Regions from separate parts of the Homo sapiens genome. Here region 2 is linked to region 1. A link is an interaction called in ENCODE POLR2A ChIA-PET data of the cell type or tissue named here. Cell type or tissue: GM12878. All regions are shown on one strand. Links, peaks and the distances in the headings refer to the core of each region. The heading gives the core; the rest is flanking DNA. Region 1 overlaps GPM6B (glycoprotein M6B). Region 2 overlaps RAB9A (RAB9A, member RAS oncogene family).

Evidence for each region. ChIA-PET counts read pairs that join two places held together with the same protein. Peaks named below come from ENCODE experiments on the same cell type or tissue, not always from the same donor. Only the 100,000 strongest peaks of a DNase experiment are listed, where the experiment ranks them.
Region 2: POLR2A ChIA-PET joins it to region 1 with 5 read pairs; 3 of 35 experiments call an interaction of 5 or more read pairs at or near these places.

What each region holds. Positions count from the first base shown.
Region 1 is chrX:13,779,642-13,795,884 of GRCh38, forward strand. It overlaps GPM6B (glycoprotein M6B), which reads right to left. Exons shown (of 8, transcript NM_001001995.3): 3 at 5,981-6,167; 4 at 3,724-3,880; 5 at 177-348. Among named protein-coding and RNA genes, the nearest start is that of GPM6B, 29 kb to the right of the region's middle. In GM12878, for the core only: no CTCF peak of the experiment used is centred there; no DNase peak of the experiment used is centred there.
Region 2 is chrX:13,696,875-13,708,072 of GRCh38, forward strand. It overlaps RAB9A (RAB9A, member RAS oncogene family), which reads left to right. Exons shown (of 3, transcript NM_004251.5): 2 at 6,940-7,028. Among named protein-coding and RNA genes, the nearest start is that of RAB9A, 13 kb to the left of the region's middle. In GM12878, for the core only: no CTCF peak of the experiment used is centred there; no DNase peak of the experiment used is centred there; H3K4me3 peaks cover 2,519 bases; H3K27ac peaks cover 3,315 bases.

The DNA of each region.
Region 1 (16,243 bases), core at 1-8,000:
CCTGAAGTTTCCACCCAGAAAATAGCATATTGAAGGGAAAAGTATAAAATTACTCTAATAGAAGGGATGAAACAGATCATGACAATTAAAAGGATGCGCATGTAATAATTAGGTCCAGACATATGCACGAGAGGATAATGAAATAACTGGGGGAGGGGTGAATTAGAAGGAAGTACCGTATTGTCGGATATCCACACAGATCTGCTCCACACCCGTGGTCCCGTTGGTCTGCGGTGACTTGATGACTTCACAAGTTGACCATATGTTGTAGAACATAAACACGGGCACCGCTGAGAAACCAAACACACCCAGCCAGGCCACTCCAAGCACATAGGTGAGGAAAACGAACTAGGCCAAAACAAGAGGAAGGACAATCATCACTGAAACAGGTAGATGTGTGTCCCCTAAGTGGAAGGATTGTGCATTTTCAGGCCCAATACTGACCTGTGGAACACATTGTGGGGACCCTCGCCCCGGCATTGGTAGCAAGAAGGAAAAGCCAGCACGGGAGCAGGGGAAGTAAGAGCCAGCCACATTCCCCAGAGCTAGAGGATCTAGAATTGGAGTGCCCGAAGCAATGTCAGGGCCTTTCGGGTCACTCTTAACTAACAAGGACAGGAGACCCCAAGAGGTGATCTCACTCATCCAAGGTCACAGAGCTAATCAGTGGCAGCCTCTCAAGAGGTGCTCTTTCTAAATAGCCGTTCTGAAAATGCAGAACATGCTACTTAACATGGGATAGATTCTGGATGTATTCCATATACCACTGAATTATAACTTCATATTAATTTCTCAAAAGTTACCTTTATTTTTCGTAACAGGTTGGCTCACAGAGAATAGCAATTGCCACAAGAAGCCCTCTCAAAAAGAACTTTGCTAGTTTCCTGATTCTGCAAAATTACCAAAAGTTTCAAATAATCACGAATACAAGCTTAATGCTCGATCTATAAAATTCTCATTTTCCTCTACTTTTCTTTTGTCTCTAAGATTCACAGCAGCTTTGCAAGCAAAGCAACGGCTTAGGGAAAAAGCTTCAGGTGTTCACCCACACACTGTCATGGGCAATCCAGGAAGAATAGAATCCCGTTGCTTGGCTTTCCTCTGCCTTGACCACTTTTCAGAGAGCTTTGTGAGGCGGCCTCAAAAACGTGGTATTTGTGTTCTCAGAAGGCGCGCCCACAGAGGGTGTGGAGTGCTAGTTTGGCTTTTCTATTTTGAAGCTGATGGTGGAGACCTGATGGTCACCCCTAACTTTCTGTGCTGCAGGAGATACCTGGGCGGTTGGAGGCCACCTCCTGATGGTCACAATGCCAGGAAACTGCAGAAACGAGACACTTTCCCTTGCACTGCAAGGAAGCATTTGCATCTCCAAAAATATTCAGAGAAGCAGATTTCAGCAGTTCCACCTCCCACTTCCTCCCACTGCTGCTCCAGACTAGGTTTCTTTCCCTTCAAAAGAAAACAGGACCTGAGCAGGAGGGAGCTGGTGGTTCTTGGCTTCAGTGAGCCTTCCCTTCTGTCAGAGGCCAGGACTCCAGAGGGAAGGCCACTGTCCCCCTCCCAGAGGTCCCCGCTGCGAGCTGGCCCTGTCATGGAGGCCTCTAGCGTCCAGAGCTGCTTCCTCAGTGAGTTCCTGGGCACAAACCTCCCACACAGGACTACGAAAGAAAAATCTCCAGACCCCCAAATCACTAAGCCAAAGGGAAAAGTCAAGCTGGGAACTGCGACAGGCAAATCCCCCATTCTATTCCTAAACAAGATAGCACAAAGATAAAGCTACATACCTCCCTCACAATTTGCCCACAAGGAAATTCCTCGTGGACAAAGGACAGAGCTCAAAGTCATCCCTCTGAGGCTCATGTGAGACAAATGCATATCTGATTGCTTCCTCTGCCCTGTCTTTTCACCAAGCCAGACCAGGCATAAGTGACTATTCCTCTACCCTCCTCTCCCATGTGAATTGTATATTCAATGAAAGGCTAATCAGAGACCCAAAAGAATGCAACCAGTTGTCTCTCACCTACTTGTGACCTGGAAGCCCCCTCCCTGCTTCGAGTTGTCCCCACCTTTCTGGACGGAACCAATGTACATCTTACATTCATTGATAAATGTCTCACGTCTCCCTAAAATGTATAAAACCAAGCTGTGCCCTGACCACCTTGGGCCCATGTTGTCCGGACCTCCTGAGGCTGTGTCATGGGTGCATCCTTAACTTTGGCAAAATAAACTTTCTAAATTGGCTGATACCTGTTTCAGATACTTTTGGGTTCACAGGACTGAGGAGACAAAGGCCTTTGGTGATGGAGTGGCAGCTTTGCTTCCCTAGCGGGCAGATCTCATCCACCTTCTCCACCTCACATGACTTTCTGTCCTGTTTCTGTCCCCAGCATCCTCAGCCCTGCCCCGTCACCTGCATCTTCCTCACACCCTCCAAGGCAGGTCAGCATTGTGATCTGTTAAGCGTATGGATGAAACGGAAGCACATGAGGTGCCAGTGGCCAGAGATGCAGACAGCGCATGAATGACTGGCAATGAAATCAAGCAAGATGGTCAAGCTCCTCTCCAGTCTAAGGGGGCTTTCGACTTTCTCCAACAAAATCTGACATAAGAGCTAAAAGCGGGCCATGCTAGGTGGGCTGTGGATCCCTCACAGTGTCCCCATCTCTAGGTGAAGTGCCACTAGCTCAAGTACAAACAAGCTCCTCTCCTCTCCACCATGTACTGTGTCCTGACCAATGCTCAAAGGATCCAAATATGTTAAACATCAGGCAGTGGATGACTTAATGCTGTGCCCTGGTGGAAACTAGACCTCTATTTTTGAAACTTGATGGGTAGAAGTGAGGGGGAAAGCTGTCATTTTAAAGCTGTGAGGAGATGTTTTTGGTTTTTTTTTCCTTTGGAGGAGGATTCCCACTATTTGTGGCTATTTTCCCTCTGCTTTCCACAGGCATTTTATTTAACAGCTGCCTCCTTCCCCTACAAAAGTAACCATTCCCCTGACTTGTACAGGAGGCTGAGGCAGGAGAATCGCTTGAACCCGGGAGGCAGAGGTTGCAGTTAGTGGAGATCGCGACACTGCCCTCCCCAGCCTTGGAGACAGAGTGATGCTCCGTCTCAAAAAAAAAAAAAAAAGAAAAAAAAAAAAATTCTTGGCTCTTGAGCTGTACAAAAACAGGTAGTAGGTCAAATTTGGCCCACAGCCCCTAGTTTGCTAACCCCTGTCTTAGACTATAAGCTGCTTGAGAAAGCAGCCTGTGTTTTAATCTTTGCACCTCTAGTGGCTAGCAAAGCCCAGCTAGGCGCTCTGTACAGCAGGTACTGGTAAGTATTTACAGAAGGATCAGGACGATTTTCCATGGTTCATGTATGTCTTTATGGCTATGATCCATATTTAAAGACAACCAAAGGGGAGCACTGAGACCACATGAAAGTTACCTCCTTCTATAGTGGGAACTTGGCATTTGAAAAATCTTCAGCACCCTTTTCACCTTTACACTGATGAAAACATTTGATTTATTTCTGCCAGCCATAGACTTTAGTTTACTATCAATAGCATGTTGAAGGTTTTTATAGTCCTAACTCTAAATTGGTAAAGCCAATATTTGTGTCATGGACCCTCCATTCACGCTCGATACCTGGTAGCTTTTGCCAAATACAAGGAAATACATCAAGGCATGGCTCTGGTTGTATATCAAACAATCAGTTATCAGAGGTTCAACTCACCATTCCACTGATGCATCGGCCACAAGCGGTTGTTTTAAACTCACCGTGCAGTTCTTTCACTGCACTTGTGGTGTAAAAGCCTTCTGCCAACAGAATGATCCCATACAAGAAGAAAAAGGACGCAATTCCATAGATGACATACTGCATCAGTTGTATCCTACAAAGAGAAGAAGAGATCCTGAACCATTAAATTCACTGCCTGGTAGTGACTACGTTTCTGGACGCTGGAGAGAGGACATGAGGGGGATGTTCCTGTGAGTGCGTCACTCGCCCCACTGATGGCTTTGATGGACTTGTGGGGCATCCTGGGCGGCATCCCTGCCCATGTCCCAGCAACCTGGGCCTTCCTTCCAAGGTGGGAATGATGTTTCCTTTGCTCAGGGCAGCATCCAGTTGTAATCTTTTAATCCTTACCTGAGTCCTGGGCGGCAAGGGTTAGAATCCTCATTTTGCACATAAGTAAAACACAGGCATTGAGGAGTTAAGCTCCTCATCGGAGGATACACAGTTAGTGGCAAAGCCAGCATCTGAACCCTGGCCCAATGGACAACATGTTCTTTCTGCCCTTTCAAAATGCCTCCCAACCAGGCCTAGTGGTTAATGTCACTCTGATAAAACCCCTAAGTAGGCACTCAGGGCTTCTTTAGGGGGTAATCTGGGGAGATGTCTTTTGCACTGTGACTCCCACCACACAAATAGTAGTAGGTCGAGTAGGTTTAAGATACAGAAAGTTAATTCACAATGCAGTTTGTCCCACAAAAGCTAACAAAGACAAATGACATGTCCTCAGCCTTCGGCTGCCCACTGGAATCACCTGGGGAGCTTGGAAAATACTGGTACCTGGATCCCGCCCCCAGAGATTATGTCCTAATTGGTCTGGGGTAAGGCATGGGGATTTTCTTAAAGCTTCTCAGAAGTTTGAGAGCCACAGACTGAGATCACTACCTAATTAAATCAACACACCTTTCCCAGGTTCAGTCTTGGTAAACATTTCTTCTTTGCACATAGTTGGAACTCAGTGAGTCCCCTGTCCTGCTTGAGCCCTCCTTATAATCTCCCCAACCTGTGTTCATTTCTTTGGAGGTCATTTGTGAACAGATAAGAAAGAATAAAATTCCCTAAGGACTGAAGAGTCTCCAACATGACTCCATGACCATTCCATAAAAATTCATTCATGTCTTTTTCAGTCTGGTGAAGAAGTTTCTTATAATCATAAGACACACTAACACTGGAACTTTGGGATTCAAGGGAAGAAAAAGAAACGGTAGAAGGAAATGGAGAAAGGGGAAGACATGTGAAGGAAATAAGTAGATTGCTGCTGAGCTTGCACAGCTACAAGAATCTATGTGTGGGAGTCACTGCGACTCCATTGAGAATGTTTCCAGAAAGAAAGGCAGAGATCTGCTGCTAAACCCCTGGACCTTCCTCTCTTCTGCAATGGAGGATGCCCTGGGATCTGCTCTTCTGCAATGGAGGATGCCCTGGGATCTGCTCTTCTGCTGGAAGAGTTAATGTTAAAATACTGCTCCTGTAGGCTTAGAGTTGGGGTCAGTCCTCAACAGGGCTCCTACCATTCCAGGGATGGTCACTTCCTGGGAGAAAGCTGGAGGCATCTGTTACTTGGGAACAACACAATTCTGTTGAGACAATCGGCAGCATCACCTATCACCATGTCACAGCTCCCCATGTCCACAGCTACCATGTGTGGAGTGTCCTATGTGTGCACCTTACCATTCCCAAGTAACATTCCACCCTGGGGCCTAAACAGCTACCATATTCTAGGCCCTTTCTTTTTCCTTCTCTCATGAACCTTTTTCTAACTACATAAAGTGAGCTTTAAGTAAAAGCATTCATCTTCTGCTAGGAAAGCACACTGTAGTCTTTCTGAAAAACATCATGAGGTGGTTGCATCTCAGATACTTTTTTTTTAAACAAAGTATCACTCTGTCACCCAGGCTGGAGTGCAGTGTTGCCATCTCGGCTCACCAGCTCACCGCAACATCCACCTCCTGGGTTCAACTGGTTCTCCTGCCTCAGCCTCCCAAGTAGCTAGGATTACAGGCACGCACCACCACGCCCAGCTAAATTTTTTTTTGTATTTTTAGTAGAGGTGGCGTTTCACCATGTTGGCCAGGCTGGTCTTGAACTCCTGACTTCAGGTGATCTGCCTGCCTCAGCCTCCCAAATTGCTGGGATGACAGGCATGAGCCACCACGCCAGGCCTTAGATGCATTTTTAAAGGGAACCGGATACTTACACCTCGCTCAGCAAGGCATGGTCACTGGCGTTGGTGGAGAAGTGTTGCTCAAGAATCGCCACGGTGCCTGCGAGAGCCACATGCCCACAGCCGCAGAATAAGGCCACCCCGGAGAAGCAGAGGATGGTGGCCACCAGGGAGGCGTAGGGGACTCCTCCCAGACACTTGATGCAGCATTCAAAGCAGCCTGAACCCAAAGGAGAGAAAATATAGCCGTTACGGGCAAGAACACCTCTGGTCTTCAAGAATACCCCATATTCACAGAGAAGGCTTACAATTTTCCATCTCCCCTCTCAGGCTCTATGGTTAATATTAATACTTCGACATCCCAAGGGCCAGTGTGGTAGTTACCGTGATCTCACATTCTGCGGTGAGGACCCTGAGGCTCCAAAAGGGAATGTAACTTAATTTGCTCAGAATCTGGAAGGGTAGTGAATGGCAGAGCAGTCAATTGACAAAGAGTTATAAGGTAGTTACAGTTCTAGAGCTTCCTGATCGACTGAGTGGTGGGGGGAGCCCCGCTCAAGTGCCAACAAGAAGCACTCATTCCACTAACACAGTCAAAAGAGAGGACAGCAGTGAAGCTGCAGCTCTGTGAAGAAAAGCAACAGTCAGGTCGTCTCCAGCCTCACAGTTCTGGGGTTTCAATACGTCTGCTGCTGTGGCAACCAACGGCTTTCCCCAAGCCCTGGACCTCCGGGGCAACTGGGAGAATCTGATACAGCAATTATGCCGTCGCCAGGTTCAAACAAATAGCAAGGTGATTGTTTTGGAAAGGTCACAGGTATTTTGGTCCATAATTCAGTGAAGAACAAAGTCACCAAGAGCCACTCAAGTGGGTCTACTCAAGTTTCATTCAAGTTGACATCAGAAATTATCTCAAATTTTTAATAAAAATGCTTCCCCCCAGCCCAGTCAGCCCAAGCAATTCATTCACAGTCCTCCTCCTCCCCGGCTTCCACCTGCCCCCTTCCCCGACACACACGTTCAGAGTCAGAACCCAGAACTGGTGGGTGATATTTAAGTACTTGAAGGAGAAAAAAGAACAGAAGAAAAAAACAAAACCAAAATGAACATCCATGAAGTGGAATGAAGGAGAGACAGCCGTAAGTCACTCTTAATCTTGAAAAGACGAGACTTGTATTCATTTTTAAAATAAACTTTTACTTGAGATGTCCATAAAGACCTGCCTCAGGGGCAGAGCCAGGTGACGTTTTCAGTTTGGAGACATTTACGTTTCAGTAAAGGCAGCACTGGCCTCAGGATAATGTCAGTACCTCTCCTAACCTCCTGTCTCTGTTTATATTATCCAGACCCTTAAGTAAATGGCTTGTCGGGGAAATTGAACTTTAAACGCATTATGGTGTTTAGCAGCAATCAAGGGCACTTCATTACTTTAGGGCAAGCACATTAAGCCAGCAAAAAAAAAAAAAAAAAAAAAAAAAAAATCCCCCAAATGGTCTTCATAGTTGTCATGGAATGACAACCCAGCATAAAACACCATAGATGAATGTTTTCATTTTAGTGAGCATTCCTTTTAAACTAGCATTCGCTTAAACCTATGGAAAGTGACTATGAAAACTCATTACTAGATTTCTCTTTAGTTCATTAGAAAATAAAAAATATCAGGGCTTCATAAGAAAGCTGTGCTTCCTTTAATTTCAAAAGATGAGCAGCTGTTTTTAGGAAGACCAACTTCCCTGAAGTGGATTGGGGAAACTATATAAAATGGGAACCATCCTGGCTAACACAGTAAAACCCCGTCTCTACTAAAAATACAAAAAATTAGCCGGGTGTGGTGGTGGGCACCTGTAGTCCCAGCTACTTGGGAGGCTGAGGCAAGGGAATCGCTTGAACCCAGGAGGAAGAGGTTGCGGTGAGCCGAGATTGCGCCACTGAACTTCCAGCCTGGGCGACAGAGCAAGACTCCGTCTCAAAAAAAGAAAAAGGGAACCAGTGCACAATATGGTTCAAGTTCACTAGCAAGTCAGTATCTTAAAGAGCTTCAGACACTTGGGATTTGTGAGCAGAGATGTTAGAGCTCAATCTTATTTTGTCACATGACTTTCTGGGGACTGAGGTGAGAGGAATGCAACTCAAAGTCCAAATTCTCTCCAGGTTCCCAAACTAAGAGAAACTAGAATCCTTGGCCTTGACGTATCTCATTATAAAGAGAAAACAGACATGGGTATTGTATCATCCACAACCTCCCCACATTCTCAGCCTCTATGATCATGTTAAGAAAAAGATGAATGCCTGCTTTCCTGGCTAACAAAGTTGTATCTGGTTCTTAAAGGATAAAGATGTGAGGCCTTGGGGCTGTGTGGTCCAAAATGGTAGCCACTAAGACATGTAGCTATTTACGTTTATTTAAAATTAAATAAAATGAAAATTTCAGGTCCTCTGTTGCACAAACCACATTTCATATGCTCAAAAGCCACATGGACTAGTGGCTACCGTATTGGACAACACAGATATAGGACATTTCATCATCACAGAACACACTGCTTTGGAAGATACATTTTGAATTGTCACATATTTGATTTTCTATAACCCAGGAGCTGGGTTCTAACTGGGTTTTCTGTTGGATTTCATTAATTCAGTATTTTGTGAAGACCTACTGGGTGCCAAGTACACAAAACTGAAATAAGATACCTTTCTGGCTTCAAGATAAATCCAATACTGCAGGCAGACAAGTAACACAATTATTATAGTCCAGCATGATGGGGGCAAAGATACAGACCCCTGCAGAGCCAGTGGAAAGAGAGTGGAGAGAAGGGGGACAGGGAAGATCAGAAGGGCAAATAATTCATACTGGATGGGTCCTTCTACAGAAAGATCTAGTATCCAGAATACTTAAACAGCTGATGTGGTGACACTGATATATAACCAGATAAAATTGTTCATTAATTCTCTGTGTGTATATATAGATGTATACATCTATATATATTTTTAAACTAAACCCACACCCTTTTTCATCATTTGGAGTTAGGGTTAGGTGTTATGGTGCAGCACACTCGCCCTTTAACGATAGAACTCATCCTTCCAAATCCACAGTTGCCACTTCAAACGGTCTTTCATCCAAATGGTTAGAGCATTCCAAAGAAATATCACAGCTCTCCCAGGCTCAAAAAGCCAAGTGGGGTTAGAAGAATGATGCTGTTCAATCCCAAATTCAATACTAGATCAAAGCTAAAGTTTCCCTCCAATTTATATCTCTCAAGGACTCTGTATATACCTCATGCTGTGGATCTAGTTTTATAACAGCAGGGAAAACCAGGAACTCAAGAATTTGGGGGATCACTTCAATGAATCATGCTCTCTCAGCAGATGCCAATGCTCTTAGGTTTTCAGCAGATGATTTTATTTGTGGCTGTAGGAACCCTGGCTCCTATAGAACAGAAATCACCATCTTTGCTCCACTGGCACAGATAAAACTCTTACGGACTGTGCCAGCCAACATGACTAGAAGCTAGTGACATAAAATATGGGAAAAATTTATAGGACATAATACAGCTGGATGTAGAGCTTATTCTAGCTTGGTTGACCAGTTATCTTCAGGGTTAAGATTGCATGTGTGGTAGATATCCAACAATCTATAAATGGATCACTCTCCACTGTATCTTCTATGTCAGTATAGAAGCCACCTCTGGTCACAGTGTGCATGATATCTTTGAACACTGGGCAATTTAGTCACATATCACACACTCATCCTAGAGGAACCAAAACTGCTGCAAAAAGTTAGTAAGAAAAAGCTAAATGTGTTTATTTAGGAGCTAGAGGATATAGGTAATATAGGAGCTAGACCACCTAGGGCTTTCCAGGCCACCTTAAGAATTCTGGACTTTATCTTCAAAATCATGGGAAGCCTTGACCAGGCGCCGTGGCTCACGCCTGTAATCCCAGCACTTTGGGAGGCCAAGACGGGCGGATCACGAGGTCAGGAGATCGAGACCATCCTGGCTAACACGGTGAAACCCCGTCTCTACTAAAAATACAAAAAATTAGCTGGGCGTGGTGGTGGGCGCCTGTAGTCCCAGCTACTCGGGAGGCTGAGGCAGGAGAATGGCGTGAACCCGGAAGGCGGAGGGTGCAGTGAGCCGAGATTGCACCACTGCACTCCAGCCTGGGTGACAGAGCAAGACTCCATCTCAAAACAAAAACAAAAACAAAAACAAAAAGACAAAAAAAACAAAATCATGGGAAGCCACTGCGTTTTTTTTTTGTTTTGTTTTGTTTTTTGAAACAGGGTCTTGCTCTGTTGCCTAGGTTGGAGTGCAGTGGCACAATCACTGCTCACTGCGGTGTTGAACTCTCTGGCTCAAGCGATCCTCCCACCTCAGCCTCCCAAGTAGCTGGGACCACAGGCCCATGCCACTGCACCCAGCTCATTTTTTATTTTTTAATTTTTTTGTAGTGACAGGGTCTCCTTATGTTACCCAGGCTGTTCTCAAACTCTTGGGCTCAAGTGATCCTCCCGCCTCGGCCTCCCAAAGTGCTGCAATTACAGGTGTGAGCCACCATGCCTGGTCTGCCAGGGAGCATTTTTAAGCATGGGAAACAGATTGGGGTTGTGAAAGATCACTCTGGATGATGTGAAGGGATATATGGATCTGTAGCTGAGAAGAGCTGAACTTGGATGCTGGCAGCTTCTACTGGGCAACAAGGAAAACTATCAGAGGTCAAGAAAAGATATGAGTGGACCATTTGTCATTTGTCAATTCCATGTGCTTTGCAAAGTGTGTTCATTGGACCAGCAGTGTCAGCTTCAGCAGGGAGGAACTTGTGAGAAATAAAGAATGTTGGAAGTGACCCCAGACTGAGTCAGAATCTGCATTTTAACAAGGCCTCTGGGGTGATTTGTGTGCACATGAAAATTTGAGAAGCCCATTTCTAGTCAACAGTGGCATCTTCCCGGTCTCAGGTGTGGCATCCTGAGTCTGTTTGAAGTGCCTGCTTTCATATTCGATGGTGTGTGATGTTTTTTCTCTAAGACGTGGCCCACTGGGTTTGGCCATAACCCTCCAGTCACTTGTGAATCAAATGGCAAGTTCCAAGGACTACAGTTAAGAAAAACAAAATGTTCCAAGTTGTCCAGCCATCTTGAAAAGAGTGCAGCTAGAGTGCATTTTTGTGAGCCAAACAAGTACTGTTAACCTTGGAATTTTTCATGCTTTAGTGTCATGCCATAGACAGGGTCTGAGAAGACGGGAATTGAGTCACCTGAGAAAGCAGATTTCTAAACACACACACTCCAACCACCCCCTAAAGTGCTGGGAGTGCCTGTGCACAAAAAGGAAGTAGATCTGGGATTCAGGCTGTCCTTAGTAGTCATAGGCAAGCTGATGTTTTTAAATATAGGGGTGGTGCCAAGTACCAGCAGAACACCATGCTGTTAAAAGTTTACGATAGCTAAGGAAGATCAGTGCTTTTCTTGGATGCTCCTATAAATCCACAGACTGAATTTTCCCAAGCTTCAAACCAGCAATGACAACATTGGGTAACGTGAACGAGAAAAAATAAGGAAAGCATTTTTTTGATGACTGTGATGTATTCATGTAAAAAAATAATAATCAATGCCAGGTTTTTTTTTTTTCTTTCTTTCCTGAGAAAGAGTCTCACTCTATTGCCCAGGCTGGAGTGAGTGGTGTGATCTCCGCTCACTGCAGCCTCAACCTCCTGGGTTCAAGTGAGTCTTATGCCTCAGCCTCCCTAGTAGCTGGCATTACAGGCACATGCCACCACATCCAGCTAATTTTTTGTATTTTTAGTACAGACGGGGTCTTGCCATGTTGGCCAGGCTAGAATGCCAGGCTTTCTAGCACATTTTACTAGTAATTCTCAATACCTCTCACCAAACCCTAAAAGCCTCTGTTGGGCTGTCTTATGCCTTCATTTAGCTGGCCTCTGGATAAAAAGAATTTTAGGTTTTGATTCACACAAAAATTACAGTGTACATTAGCCTAAGACAGTTTAAATATAAGCCATGTAGTAGGGAAAAAAAAAATACACATCAATGCCTTTAAGTCTCAAAGGCTATTTTGTCTCCAGTATCCCTAGAACCTTTTGTGCAGAACAACAGAATAAAACACCTTTTGTCCTCAGGCTTGTGGATGGCCGTTGCCATGGCTGTGAGTTCATAATGGCCAAGTGATTTGCCCAAGTTGTCTGTGATCTTGGCTGCAGATTTAATGCTGGCTCAGACGTAGGGCTGGCAGGAACAAGGGCTCAGATTCTTCCCCAGGGAATGAATGTCACACATACATACACACACACACACACCCTCCCAAACACCCCCCAACAAACACCACACAAAAAAACCACCCCCTTACCTCTCTACATGGGGCCTTCCTTGCTATATTACTGATTCCTAATGAGCCACAAAATTAAAAAGAAAAGATGCAGGAACCAAGCTTTACAACTTTCAAGCAACAAGCAATGGGAAAATGGAGAGGGCGAAAATCCTAAGAGAAGCAGCAGTGAATGTCAGTGGACAGAAGCTTCCCTGATTCTGAGCTGGCCAAGCAATTCTCAACAGGGGGTGACTGTGCCCCTCAGGGGACATTTGGCAATATCTGGAGATATTTTTCGTTGCCAAAGCTGGGGGAGAGGGTGCTTCTGGCATCTAGTGAGTAGAGACCAGGGATGCTGCTCAACACCCACAGTGTACAGAATATGCTCTTATAACAAAGAATTACCCAGCCCCAGATGTCAATAGCTCCAATGTGGAGATTCTCTGAAGTAGCACAAAAAACATCTACATCGTTTAGACCACTGGTTCCTAATCCAGGCAATTTTGCCACCCAGGGACATTTAGCGGTGTCTGGAGACAGTTTTGGTTGTTACAACTGAGGGTGGGGGACACTACTGGCATCTAGTGGGTAGAGGCCAGGGATGCTCCTAAACCTCCTAGAATACACAGGACAGCCCCCATCCCCAAATAAAGAATGGTCACACCCAAAATGCCAATAGTGCTATAAACCAAAAATAAAACTCTGGGCCGGGCGGGGTGGCTCACGCCTGTAATCCCAGCACTTTGGGAGACCAGGGCAGGCAGATCACGAGGTCAGGAGATCGACACCATCCCAGCCAACATGGTGAAACCCCGTCTCTACTAAAAACACAAAAATTAGCTGGGTGTGGTGGCGCATGCCTGTAATCCCAGCTACTTGGGAGGCTGAGGCAGGAGAATCGCTTGAACCAGGGAGTTGGAGGTGGCAGTGAGCTGAGATTGTGCCACTGCACTCCAGCCTGGCGACAGAGCGAGACTCCGTTTAAAAAAAAAAAAAAAAAAAAATTCTAAGCACCCCCCACCCCACCCCCAACCATCTGAATAGATTCCTGGTCTCTGCCAGGGGGATTCCAAAGTTAGCCTGAAAAAACTAGTTCAGGCCATGATTGGAAGGGAGAGTCAAACATACCTCATTATACCCTCCTCCCTTCTGGAATTCAGGAAAAGCCAACCAGCATTAACATCAACAGACCTTAAATCTGCTAAGAGACATTTACAATCTATTCTCTCTGAAGCCTGCTACCTGGAGGCTTCACCTACAGGATAAAACTTTGCTCTCCACAACCCCTTATCATCATAACCCAGACATTCCTTTCTATGGATTCCAGGTCTTTACATAATTTTTAAATCTTCCTATAACCTGCAAGCCACCCTCTGACCCCCTTTGAGTTGTCCTGCCTTTCCAGATTGAACCAATGTACATCTCACAGGTATTGATTGATGTCTCATGTCTCCCTAAAAGGTATAAAAGTAAGCTGTGCCCCGTCCACCTTAGGCACATGTTATTAGGATCTCCCGAGGCTGTGTCACAGGTTCTTAAGCTTGCTAAAATTAACTTTCTAAATTGATTGAGACCTATCTCAGATAGCTTTGGGTTCACAGTGCCAAGAGTGAGAAACCCTGCTCTAAGGTTACAATACATAATTCTGGTCTCAGACATTTGGTGACACTGCCAAATTCTAAAATCTTAAAAAGAAATGCTTAAAAGAAAACTAACTTTCTTGGAAAACATTATAGAGCAGAGGTTCTCCATTTTTCCTACACATTGGAATAATCTGGGGAGCATCTGAAAATCCTGATGCCCTGGCTTCACCCCAGACCAATTTTATCAGAATTTATTGGGGACGGGACTCAGGAATTAGAGGGTTGGGGTTTGTTTTTTTGAAGCTCCCCCGGTAACTTCAATGAGCACTCAGTGTTATATAGCACAGGTCAGCAAACTGTGGCCCACCAGCTAAATCTGGCTCTCCTCATGGCCTGCAAACTCAGAATGATTTTGACATGATTCCAAGTGGTTACTTTTTTAACCGCTTAGAATATATTAAAAAACCTATTTTGTGACACATGAAAGGTACACAAAATTCAAATTTCTGTGTCTATAAATAAAGTTGTATTGGCACACAGCCACGCTCATTCATTTACATATGGTCTATGGCTACTTTCAAGCTACAAAGGCAGGGTTGAGTTGTTGCCACAGGTATTTACTATGTGGCCCTTTAAAGGAAAGTTTTGCAGACCTCTGTTAAAGAGCAGTGGTTCTCTCTCTCTCTCTCTTTTTTTTTTTTTTCCCAGATACAATCTCACTCTGTTACCCAGGTTCAAGTGCAGCAGTGCAATCTCAGCTCTCTGCAACTTCTGCCTCCTGGGCTCAAGCCATCCTCCTGCCTCAGCCTCCCAAATAGCTGGGACTACAGGAAAACTTTAACCTGCGTATAAATCTCCTCGGGACTTCATTAAAACGCAGATTCTGTTCAGGCAGGTCTGGAAAGGACATTGAGCTCCCAAGAGATTCTATCCTGCCTGCCCACCAGTCTCACTCTGAGCCAGGAGTGGGCCCTCAAAGACGGTCTGTGCAGCCCCGGCAGACCTCAAGATCCTTGCAGGAGGACTGTGAAGCCAAAACTTTTTATAATAGCACCAAGATGTTATTTACTTTTTTCACTGCTTGACATTTGCACAGTAAAACTGCTGATGCCTGAGCGTGAATCGGGCAGTGGCTCCATAGTGTACTTAGCAGGAACACATTCCTCACTACCACGCGCTCGCAAGAAAATAAATTAAAAAGCCAGTTTCACTTCCAAATGTCCTCGATGCAATAAAAAATTATTAATTTGATTAAATCTCAACCCCCGAGTATGTGCCTTTCGAACAGTTTGTGTAATGAAATGAGTGAGAGGATGCAGAGAGCCCTTCTACCACAAACCAGCGTGTGACAGTGGGCTGCAGGAAACATTCTTATGTAACTGAGTTATGAGCCAAACTTGTACCTTTCTGGGGGCAAACACCCCCTTTCTTGAAAGAATGCCTGACAAGATATAGTTTTTTAGACTTAAGTATTTGGCAGAAACTTTCCCAAAAATGAACAGCTTGTCACTTCAAAGAAAACAACTGATAGTATCTGTTGCCAATCAATTTTGGAAAACTTGTACCTGCCATAGTGAGACTGACAGCTTCCAAATACTTACCAGACTTCTTGATGAAATTGGTGGTGACATTAACCAATGAAATTTTTTTGACATGGTTTAATTAAATGTGTCAACGTCTGGAAGATCTGCACAACTCAGAGAACCAATATTTTCCAAATAGCCAAGGGAAAATAATTCTTGAATATAAGAGTCAATCAAAGTGCAAGATCAAGCAATGAATTTTAGTGGAAAAGAGTACAAAAATATCATCAATATGGTTTCAGATTCCACATTACAAGTAGTCTTTAAGAAACCACTAGCTGCTGAATTTTGGTGTAGTATCAAGGAAGAATTTCATAATTATCTGCAAAGGCCATTAAAACACTCCTCCATTCTCCAAGCACATACCTGTGAGAAATTTGAGTTTTCTTCATATACTTCAACCAAAGCAAGATACCCCAAGATGCCTCTGAATGAATGCAGAGGCAGATGTAAGAGTCCAGCTGTCTACTGTTAAGCCAGATATTAAAGAGATTTGCAAAAATGTAAAACAGTCCTATTCCTCACACTAAAATATTATTTTCTTTTTGAAAATCGTTATCTTTCCTAAACATTACTTAGGTTGACATATAATGGATTTGCTATTATTTTAAATGACTAAGTTTATTATTAAGTAATAAACTTCTCAGTTCTAATTTCTTTTCTTTTTTTTTTTTTTTTTTTAAGATGGAGTCTCGCTCCATCTTAAAAAACTCAAAGGCTGGAGTGCAGTGGCACGATCTCAGTTCAGTGCAACCTCTGCCTCCCGGGTTCAAGTGATTCTCCTGCCTCAGCCTCCCAAATAGC
Region 2 (11,198 bases), core at 1,855-9,854, 81 kb before region 1:
TGGGGGGATCATTGACAAAGTGACAGTTACATTGGATAAACTGAACTTGATGAAGAGCTGCCTGCAGTGTTGAGCTGGTGACAACTTCCCTGCAGAGTGGTATTTGGGAGCCTCTAGTCTAGTCGAGTCCTATATACCGGACATAGCTGCCCCTCTTTAAATATATCTTCTTAGGAAATCCTCACTCCTTGTAATTAACTTCTCTAACAGTCGAGAAGTTTCCTTTTGCTGTGGCTCCATGCCTTGTGGAGCCCCTCACTCAGTGAGTTTGTATAGTTCCCCAACCCCTAGCTTTGTCTGCTGTAAATTAAAGACATTTGGTTTCTTATCGAACTGGAAGGGAGGCCTCAGAACCAATGTTTCTTTAGGTGATAGCAGAACGTTGCAGATCATTTTTGATTTGTGTTTTGCTGCTTTAATATATTTTTCTGACATATATGTTCAAATTCATTCCTTTCATAATTTGTTTTTCTTCCTGAAATATCTACCTTTAATTCCCCATGTTCTCATCTTGTGACTTTTATCTATGTCTTTGCATTTTAATTCTGTCTTCCAAAGTGCACTCTATTGTCAAAAAGTATTGTAAGTACCTTTTACAGGTAAGTGTCATCGCAGGTAGATTTATGCTTGGTTCTTAAAACTTAAGCAAAACAAAAAAAAATTATTCTCACTTCTCAGGACTAGCAGTTTCCCATGAGTAAGGCTGTTCACTGAACTATCACAGTTTATGGTCAAAGTGTGATATTCATAAAAGTCTCATGGGTGAGGGAGAAAAAGAGGAAATTCTGCTAAAGACAGAAACTCTTGAAGGGTGTTATGAGCTACAGAAATGGATCACACATAACATACAAATGATGCAGGCATGTAGCAATCAGTTCTTGGTGTCCAAACTCCTTAAGATCTGATGAAACATTTTTTGTTCTTTCCAGAAAAAAAGCGCAAGCACACAAGCTTCCACCAATGCTCTCATCCTTATTTCACATGTGATTCTAGGGAGTGTATTTTCTCCCTGAAGCTCATTTCATGGACTCCCAATTAACCACACTCTAGGCCTGCACTGTCCAACACAGTTCCCACTAGCCTCATGTAGCAATTTAAACTAGTTAAAATTAAATGAAAAATTCAGTTCTTCAGTTAGACCAGCTACTTTCCAGTGCTCAGTAGCCACATGTGATTAGTGGCTACCATATTGGACAGTGCAGATTATAGAACATTGTCGTCATTGCAGAAGGGTCTGTTGGATTTTGCTGCACTATATAGTTTCATGATGGTTTAAGATTTAGTTCCTTAACTAAGTCTTCTTTTTCTTTTTTTTCTTTTTTTTTTTTTTTTTTTTTTTGGCCCTTCTCACTTCCTCCTTTCCCACTCCCCCCACCACTGTTAGTGATTAGTTAACATACCTACAGAGGTGCCTTGTTTTAAGAAAAATGTTAACATATTTCTTAAAAGTTAAGTTAGCTGATTCAGCTTCAAAAAAAGTTACTTAATTGAAATAAGTTCTTTCAATAGGGGAGGTGCTCTGACATAGCGATAGTATGGTTTGATAATACAGTTTTTCTCCTCTAGCTGCCTCCTGTTCTTGAGGTAATGCTCAGTGATTAACTAGATAGGACTAGATAATTTATTTCACCTTGGCAGGTCTTGCCTCCAAGTTGGCCTATTCCTATGGTATTTCCTTTTCTTTCTTTTGCTTCTTCCTGCACACTAAGTATGGTATTTTCTGACAGTATTTTTCTTAATTCTTTATTTATTTTTCTTGGTAATTTCTTGCTGTAGAGCTGGTACCCATTAGACATAATGACTTTCCTTGACTTGCTTCTTGCTCATAAATTTCTGTAAGACAATCAGGAAGTTTTTAGAAACAAACAGTGGAACCAATTAGGCTGTTAAGTGAGACACGCCTAAATTAAGCTATGAGGAAATAAATACAGCTCCAGCAAAAATAGAAATAATTTTCAGATTATCCATGCTTTTGTTTCCCTGGTTTTCTTTGAACCTCATTTCCTCAAGCTATGAAGTGAAATGAAGTGGTAAGTACACCTCTAAGTAGGACATTCAGGGTGAATCCAAAGGAACTTGTGAATTTGACCAAAAAAAAAAAAAAAATCTGTTCCTAAATTTAAACCAGGAGTGATAAATTCATTTTAAGTTTTTGGAGGGGTTACAGAGTATGTGTTTTAAAATCTCAAGTTTTGAGAAGGCAGTTTACAAATGATGCCTGCTCTCCCTTTGGCAGCTTATTAAGGAATGTAGTCGTTTTTCAGCATTTGCCAGCTCCCTGTCGCAGTCAGTCAATAGTACTTATTTTAAAGTGGGATTCTCATTGGGATTGCAAGTAAGAATCAATGTTTTTGTTCCTACCCACACATTTTAATAGACCTCAAAAATAGAATGCGGGGAGAACTGATAGAGAAACAAAGAATTTTAGGTACAGAAAGCACAAATAGAATAATAATAGAATAACAAGAATAAAAGAGGAAGTAATATACTCTTCGTTCTCAATGTAGCATTTATTTGCACCTCACCAAATGTAGAGCATTGTACGAGAAGTGGCAGAACAAAAAAGGGACAAGTGAATGGATGCAATTAGGTGTTGTGTGTCCCTCCCAGGGAGTTGACATTGTAATTAGGAAACAGACACATACACAACTGAAGGTGATTAGAGCATAAGTAAATGAGAGCTGTAAAGAGGTGGAAATGATGAGAGCAAAGAAAAGAGAAAGATTAGGTTGCTGGGGCGGTCCTGGCTTCCTACATGAGGTAATCTGGACTAGGCTTCTGATGACTAAGATTGTCATAGCTGTCGAAGTAGGGAGGGGCCTCCCAGGCCAAAGTAACAGCCCGAGCAAAGATATGGACAGAAAATGCCAGTGATAGGTGCGGGGATGGTGAGTAGTAGGGATATAATTGGGACAGGCTTGTAACTGACATTGAATAGCTCTTTGAATGCCATGCTCAAAATCCTGTATAATAAAAATAATAAATAAATGAATTTAGTTATCTGTCAGAATGGAGACAATTAGATCCAGGACCAATAAAAAAAGTCTAACTTCAGTCACATACACAGTCATATTAGAGATTTATATTCTTTTTTTTTGGAGACAGAGTCTCACTCTGTCACCCAGGCTGGAGTGCAATGGCACAATCTCGGCTCACTGCAACCTCTGCCTCTCCAACAATCCTCCTGCCTCAGCCTCCCAAGTAGCTGGAACTACAAGCAGGCACCACCACACCTGGCTAATTTGTGTATTTTTTGTAGAGATGGGGTTTCACCATGTTGCCCAGGCTGGTTCCTGAACTCTTGGGCTCAAGTGATCTGCCCATCTCGGCTTCCCAAAGTGCTGGGATTACAGGCATGAGCCACCGTGCGTGGCCAGCAGATTTAAATTCTTGATGCTTGGACCTTGAGGCTTTCTATTCTTCCCCTTGGTTTATTGTAGGATGTGGCTTTGGAAGCCAGCAAGGGGTTGGAGAAGGCCAGAGAAAAGGGTACTACTGATAAACTATTCATGAACAATTGATAGTATAAGATAAAAGTACATAATGGAAAAGTTGGGAAAATAGTGTTATAAGAAGGAAAGGGTTAACATAAAATGTTCTTTTGTCTTTTGAATTTTGCCGTATCTGCTGGCAATGTGGTTCATTTGTTTTCCTGCCAGTGACCTGCTTATCCAACTTTACATTCGGATTAGTGTATGACACATACAGCATATGTTGGTACCGGCACGTGGTGTGGGAATCCTAAAGTAGTGTCTGTTGTACATGTAAATGATTTATTTAAAGGGATGCTGCTGAAGGGACAAGGAGAACATTTGTAGCTCTAGTAGTGTAAATCTAATTCTAGGGTCATATTTTTAATTCTCAGGAGATTTGCACATATATTTTCACATACAGTAAAAATTTTTTTTTTTTTCAAGGTAGGGTCTCACTCTGTCACCCAGGCTGGAGTGCAGTGATGTGATCACAGCTCACTGCAGCCTTGACCTCCCCAGGCTCAGGTGATCTTTCTACCTCAGCCTTCTGAGTAGCTGGGACTACAGGCATGCGCCACCATGTCCAGCTAATTTTTGTATTTTTTGTAGAGATGAAGTTTTACCATGTAGCCCAGGCTGGTCTCAAACTCCTGAGCTCAAGTGATCTGCCTGCCTCTGCCTCCCGTAGTGTTGGGTTTACAGGCGTGAGCCATGGCGCCTGGCCGAATTCACCCTTTTAAAGTATACAGTTGATTGGTGTTTATAGTATATTCACAGAGTTGTACAACCATCACTACTATCTAATTCCAGAATATTTTTATTACCCCCCCAAAAAAACCCCATACCCATTAGCAGTCCCTCCTCCTTTACCTGCCACTGCCCCCCGCCCCATCCGTTGACAACCATGAATCTACCATCTCCATATTTGCCTATTCTGAACATTTTATATAAATGGAATCATACAATAGGTAGCCTTTTGTTCTGACTTCCTTCACTTAGCATAATGTTTTTGAGGTTTATCTACGTTACAACATTGCATGGATGTATGATGCATTTTATTTATCCATTCATTAATTGATGGACATTGTCTTTCTTTTTAGGGGAAGGTGGTTTGATAATAGTATGGGTATGCATTTTTTTGGTGCAATCTAAAACATTGACAACTCAGAAATGTATGGACATTTCTGTAATTGGATAGTACACATCCATGTAATGTGGGTTAAGAGAGCATGTTTCACTTTTATTAGACATAGTAGGCATGTCAATTACAGAATTCCTTATGGTAAATGGTAGAGGCACGCACAGGATGGTTAAGAGTGTCGAGGAAGGGGGTTCAGTTGGAGATGTCCAGTAGGTGTTCGGGAGGAGGTGAGGTCTAGCTGCATCCACACGGCTGACTAGGAGTTAGACAGGTAAAGGGCCAGGGATTTGAATGTGAACAAGGTAAAACACGAAGTCATATAGTAAATATCTTACTGGAGGATCAAGTGTGAGGTATAACCACCTCAATTTTCATTCGTAAGCCCAGCTGACACTGTTAGTGGAGAGGGATCATAGCAGCATCCATCCCAGCTTGTCCAAGGCCTTCCTCCCCACCTCACCCACAGCCCTTCTCCCATTGCATCCAGTTAGCTTTCTGGACTCCTTATCTGACCAGGTCACCCACTGCTGAAGCTATTTCAGAGGGTCCCCATCATTCCTAGAGTACAGGCAGAAATCCTTTCCATGGCTTCTACTCGCCTCCCTGCTCCTGGGCCTCTTCCTTCAGTCTTGTCTTTGTAGCATACTCTTCACTCTCTAGCCTCCGGGTGCTCAGGCCTACCTTGAGTTCTCCCAGTTCATGCCAGGGCCAGGCTTCTTTGGCAGGGCTTTGGCATGGATTGGTTCCACTTTCTGGTTCCTGCTCCCTCCTCTTTTCTCATAGTTTTCTCTTTCTCCTGCTGAGCTTAGCCTGTGGTCAAACCTACTTCCCCTGGGTCAAATCTCCCTCCAGCAGAATCAGACTTTAGTGAGGGCTGTGTTCTCATGGCAGCACGTGGCTAAAATGATCATGGAGACATTGCTTTGGAACACATCACACTAGAAACCGATGTACAGTCTCTCATTAACACAGTGTAACACAGCCTAGTTTACCTCTGATATTAGAAGTTACCTCTTTTTCCTTAACTGTAGCTCAGCAAGTGAAATAGTTGGCCTGTGTTACAGGATCATGTTTGCATGTAAATTAAGTCCCCCAGGTGGCTGGACTCTCATGGACTCAGGCAACTCCGTAAGATAGTGGCATGGGGAATCTGAGTGTGATTGAGAGAGCCCCAGGTTTACACATTGTGTGTCTCACTCACTGAGGGAGATGGTGGGCAGAATCCCTTGCACTATTTTAAGGTGTTCTTCGATTTTTGGTTGAGTGTGAATAGTTGTACTTTGTACCATATACCTCTCATTTTGTGAGGTACAGTTGTGACTTAAATGCATTTTTGTGTGGATGTCACAAACTTGGGACTGTATGTGTGGCTTGTATCCTCAGGGTCTGGCTCATAGTAGGCACTCACTAAATACTTATTGAAAAATTCCTTTCCCAATCGTTCTACCAAATGGTAAGCTTCTGCAAAATTTGACTCATTTCATGTAAAACATTTTTTAAACTACTTAAACTCTAATAAAGCATAGACACTCACATGTGCTTTATGCTACATGTCAGTAAGATTGGAGATTACTAGTTCTGTCAGGTTAACCTTGCTCTTGAGCAGATTTTGAAATAAAGCAAGTGGTTGAAAGATTCTTACCATTTGCAATTGCTTATTTTCATTCTACCTGCAGCAACAACAGTAGAATCTCAGAAACAGATGCATAGGCAGCTGGGATTGACGTAGCCTAGTGGGTTAAGTGCCTGGGCTTTAGAGTCAGTCGGCCATGTTCATATCTTACTCCCACCTTTTACTAGGTGTGTGACCTTGAGCATGTATGTAACCTCTCTGAGTCAGTATCGTCATGTGTAATAGGTACTAAGAAACTTGTGAGGAATAAACACAGTGTTGTAGCTTGCATACCATACTGGGCTCAAGGCTAGCTGCTGTTGTTGTTGTTTCATCTTCAACCCCAAATGTCAGGATTTTGAAGTCTCATTTTATTATTGATTGAATTTATAAGTTAAGGACTGCTGTATGTAAGTCCCACAAAAATGCCCTTTGCTTTAAAAAGTGGTTGGTGGGGAGAGTGGTTGAAACCTTTGGTTCAGACCAATAGAGGCTAGTACTTTAGCACAGTTCCACATAGTGATCACTGGGAGACCTTGACATTGAATTTGATCTGTAGGACTAGGATCCTTCAGCTTCCTAATGTAGGCCTGTATCATCCTCTAATTTGTTCTGCCTGTTGCCCTTACTGAAGGTTGATGTAAGACATGACCATAGAAAGAACCTGTCTGTAAAACTGCCAGTGAAGACTTCTTCATGTATTCATTTCACAGACACTCTTGCACTCCTGTAATGAGCCTGGCACTGTGATGAAACACTTTTCCCGTGTCGTTTGAGTGCATCTTCTCAACAACCCTAGGAGGTAGGTACTGTTGTCACTGTTGTTCCCATGAGGCTTCAGGATGTTAAATTGCTCGTCCATGGGGCTGTGCTCATGGCATTTGGTGCCAGGAAGAAGTTTTCTTTTCTGACAGTGTGCTTTGATTTGCACAGAAACAAGAGCGTTTTCATTTTTGCCTTGGCTGCCCTGTAGGTGGGCTACCTTGAGCCTTAGCTTGACCTTTCCTATATCACGTTGGTGCCCCTCCCTCACATGGCCCTTTTCTGTCTTCCCTTTTGTGTTATCTTTATTTTATTCTCTGGAATATGACTCATTCTGAGCCACCGAAAATTTGGGCAAGTTTTGAAGAATGAATGAAATATTACACATTTCCTCTTGATATAATTTCATAGCTATCTCTGAATATAAAACTTAGAAAAGAAGATGGGTAGATGAAAAACTTTTTGAAAAATGCAATGATTAAAGTAGAATATTGATTGTATGACTTTTTTGGGCTGAGAAAGGTCATGGATAGTATTCAGGTTTTTAAGTTAAGAATCTGGCTGTTAATAGAAGTCAGATACTGTACTTTAACATTTTAATTCTTCATTTTACTCTTAAAATTATGAAAACATACACTGCTAAGGTGAGCTTTCTAACTTTTTTATGTAGATAATGATGCTTGAATTGAACAATTAAATTAAGGTAAAATTTATGACCTATGTAATATGCTTTTCTTATATAGATTTCTTTCTTTCTTTTTTTTTTTTTTTAGATAGAGTCTAGCTCTGTCCCCCAGGCTAGAGTGCAGTGGTGCAATCTTGGCTCACTGCAACCTCCACCTCTCAGGTTCAAGTAATTCTCATGCCTCCGCCTCCTGAGTAGCTGGGATTACAGGCATGTGCTACCACGCCCGGCTAATTTTTGTATTTTTAGCAGAGATGAGATGAGGTCTCACCATGTTGGCCAGGCTGGTCTCGAACTCCTGACCTCAAGTGATCTGTCCGCCCCAGCCTCCCAAAGTGCTGGGATTACAGGCATGAGCCACTGTGCCTGGCCCCTTATTCAGATTTCTTTATAGAATTTAGCAGAATTACTAATGTTTAACCTTGGTGAAAATTGCCTTTGGACAGTCATTTTAAACTGTGAAGTATAAGAGACTTCACGTTACCTTTTTAGGCAAATTTTGAAAATAACGTAGTAGGATCCCTTTATTTATTTAACTTATACTAAAGAAATTTCAAAGGATTTTACTGTTTTTAAAGAAAAAATAATATTTTTAATGTCCATAAGCTGATTGTGGTTATATTAATGTATAGATCAAATGAAACTGGCTTTTGTTAGATGTCACTGGTAAATAAGATGGTGTGTACAATGATTTATATCACCATGTGTGTTTTTATACAACTCTAGAGTTAGAGAGATATTCATGTAGAAATTAATTATTTTAGCAAATGCAAATATATTCCCAAATAGGAATATCTGGTAGGCCTCAAACTGTAGATGGGAAATGTAAAAAATTGTACCCTATACTCTGTTTCCTGGTGGGCTGGCATACCCCAAATTCATTTGGTCAGAATGAGACAAACTAAGAAGTCCCACATTATTATGAAAAAAGAACTGTCAAAGTGTCTTGGAAAAATTACAAATTACCACTTTCAAGGAATTTCTACAACTTAATTTAGTAGATATATGCAACCAATAGTCTGGGTGGGGTTTGTTAGATTGCATGATCTGGCTTATAATTTGATATAAAGATGCTAAAAATTCAGTGATGTACAGTAAAACTTTGTGTCTGGTAAGGCTGTTAGATCAGTAGAGACTTATTAAAATACTGGAATAAATTATGTCTGTTGTACTCTCATAACACAACATGGAAATTGTGTGAAAGGAACAACATTGGGAGAGTTGCTGGGGCAGGGTTCCCAGTGGAGGTGACCATGCTAAGCAGTTCTGAAGGCACAGCGGTTCATTGGGGGGGTCACCAGCAAGGAGCAGCATATGCCAGGGTGGAGGCAAGAGGGTGTGGGGTGTGCTGAGTGAGTGGAATTGAATTTTAGTTCCGGGTGATGGTGCATTCAGAATGACTGAAGCAGAGACTGTGAGGGGAAGGTGGCTAGAGTGAGGCTGGCCAAGAGCAGGGGCCAGGTGTCTTGCCTTAGAAGTTGGACTTAGTCCTGGATCTCTGGGAAACAACCCGCTGAAGAATTCTGAGGAGACATTAGATAGATGGTTCCCCTATGTCAAAATAGTTGGTTTGCTTTTATGGTTTTCAATCTTTTCTTTTTAAGTTGTTGAAGCAAGATGCCAAAGAATTAAAGCAGCCAATTTAGCACATTGTTACCTATGTCAGGAAAGTAAGGGGCTTGGGACTGTTGCAGTTTCCTCTTTAACATTAATAGTCTGGATATTGAGCAATACATTTGAAATTGAAAAAGTCTCTCAAAAGGTATGCACCTTAACTGCCACACACTTGTGTTGGACAGTTTAAATTGTATTAATATTAATTATAGTAGTAATTACTGTAGTATTAATTTGTTTTGTTTTTTGAGATGGAGTCTTGCTTTGTCACCTAGGCTGGAGTGCAGTGGTGCAATCTCAGCTCACGGCAACCTACGCCTCCCAGGTTCAAGGGATTCTCCTGCCTCAGCCTAGTACCTGGGACTACAGGCGCTTGCCACCACGTCCAGCTAATTTTTTTTTTTTTTTTGTATTTTTAGTAGAGACGGGGTTTCACCATGTTGGCCAGGCTGGTCTCGAACTCCTGACCTCAAGTGACCTGCCCGCCTCAGCCTCCCCAAGTGCTGGGATTACAGGTGTGAGCCATCGTGCCTGGCCTGTAGTAGTAATTTGAAAGAACCAGTAAGAGGTAGGGACTAAGGTATGTCCCATCATTTTTTAATAGTATTTCCCATTCACTTGATTTCTCACTATACAAGCCACTACAAGGTTTTTATCAGAACAGTGGAGCATGTGGCTAGAAGTGCAGAATTCCTACATGTTACAGTAAGTGTTCAGTTACACTATAGTTGCTCACATTGCATATAACCAGGAGACAGCCAGATAATGTTTACTGCAGTGATTTTACAAATTCATCCTGGTCAATATAACAATTATTGTTCATGTCTTTATTGCCTTCCCATGGAGGGATTCATAATACCTACTTTCCTATTAAGGTTATTGACCAAATTTGCTCTAGATCTGTGCTCTCCAATTGGCTCATTAAATGTGGCTATTTATTTAAAATTGAATAAAATTTAAAATGCGGTTTTTCACTTCCATCAGCCTCATGTCAAGTGTTCCACAGTCACATGCGGCTAAGTGGCTGCTATATTGGACATTTCCATTGTTGCATAAAATTCTCTTGTACAGTGCTGCTCTAATAGTTATCTTCTTATATACATTTTAGTATACTTAAAAACCATTTAATACTAAAGTACAGATTAAATGATATAATCTGATTCGAAATAACTGGGGAGAAGGGAGAGTTGGAGGGGTTATGGAGGAAACAAGATTTGCCATAAGTTGATAATTGTGAAGCTGGGTTTAGAGTTCATGGGAGCTCATTGTATTGTACTCATTATATAGAAATTTTGTACATGTTTTACATTTTTCACAATAAAAATGTAAGCAGAAGGATTAACCAGGAACTGTGCTCCCACCAGCACCTAGAAGTAGCTGTCTGTCAACGGGCATCTGAAATCTCACCCCCCACAGGCTGGCTCTTGTAGTGTAGTAAAGTTTTTAATCCTGCCACAGGACTTCTAAAGAACACATATAGTACCACATTTTCATTTAAGGTTTATTTCATTCTACCTGAAAACACACAAGTAGCAGCAGTCTCATGTTCCTTAAGTGTTTGAACTGCCCAAGTGAATCTTGTGGATAGAATGTGCTAGATTATATTAAAAATTCCATTGCTGCTGACATTAATTTGAACAAATTCAAAATAATGTTCTTAATGAAGAGAATAAAGTCCATTTACTCAGTGGTTGGTTCATACTTTATTTCACAGCCAGGTAAGTCAGTTTCTGTCTCTGGCTTTCCTGGTTAACAGCACCTGTGTCTGAAGAGAGGTGGAGGGAGTAGTAGAGAAAGTCCCTGGTAGGAGAGAGGCCTTAAGTGAACACCATCACTGTGCACTGAAGGGCTGTTTGAAGTTGTTAAGAGAAACATGTGGGCTGGGCATGGTGTCTCACGCCTGTAGTCCCA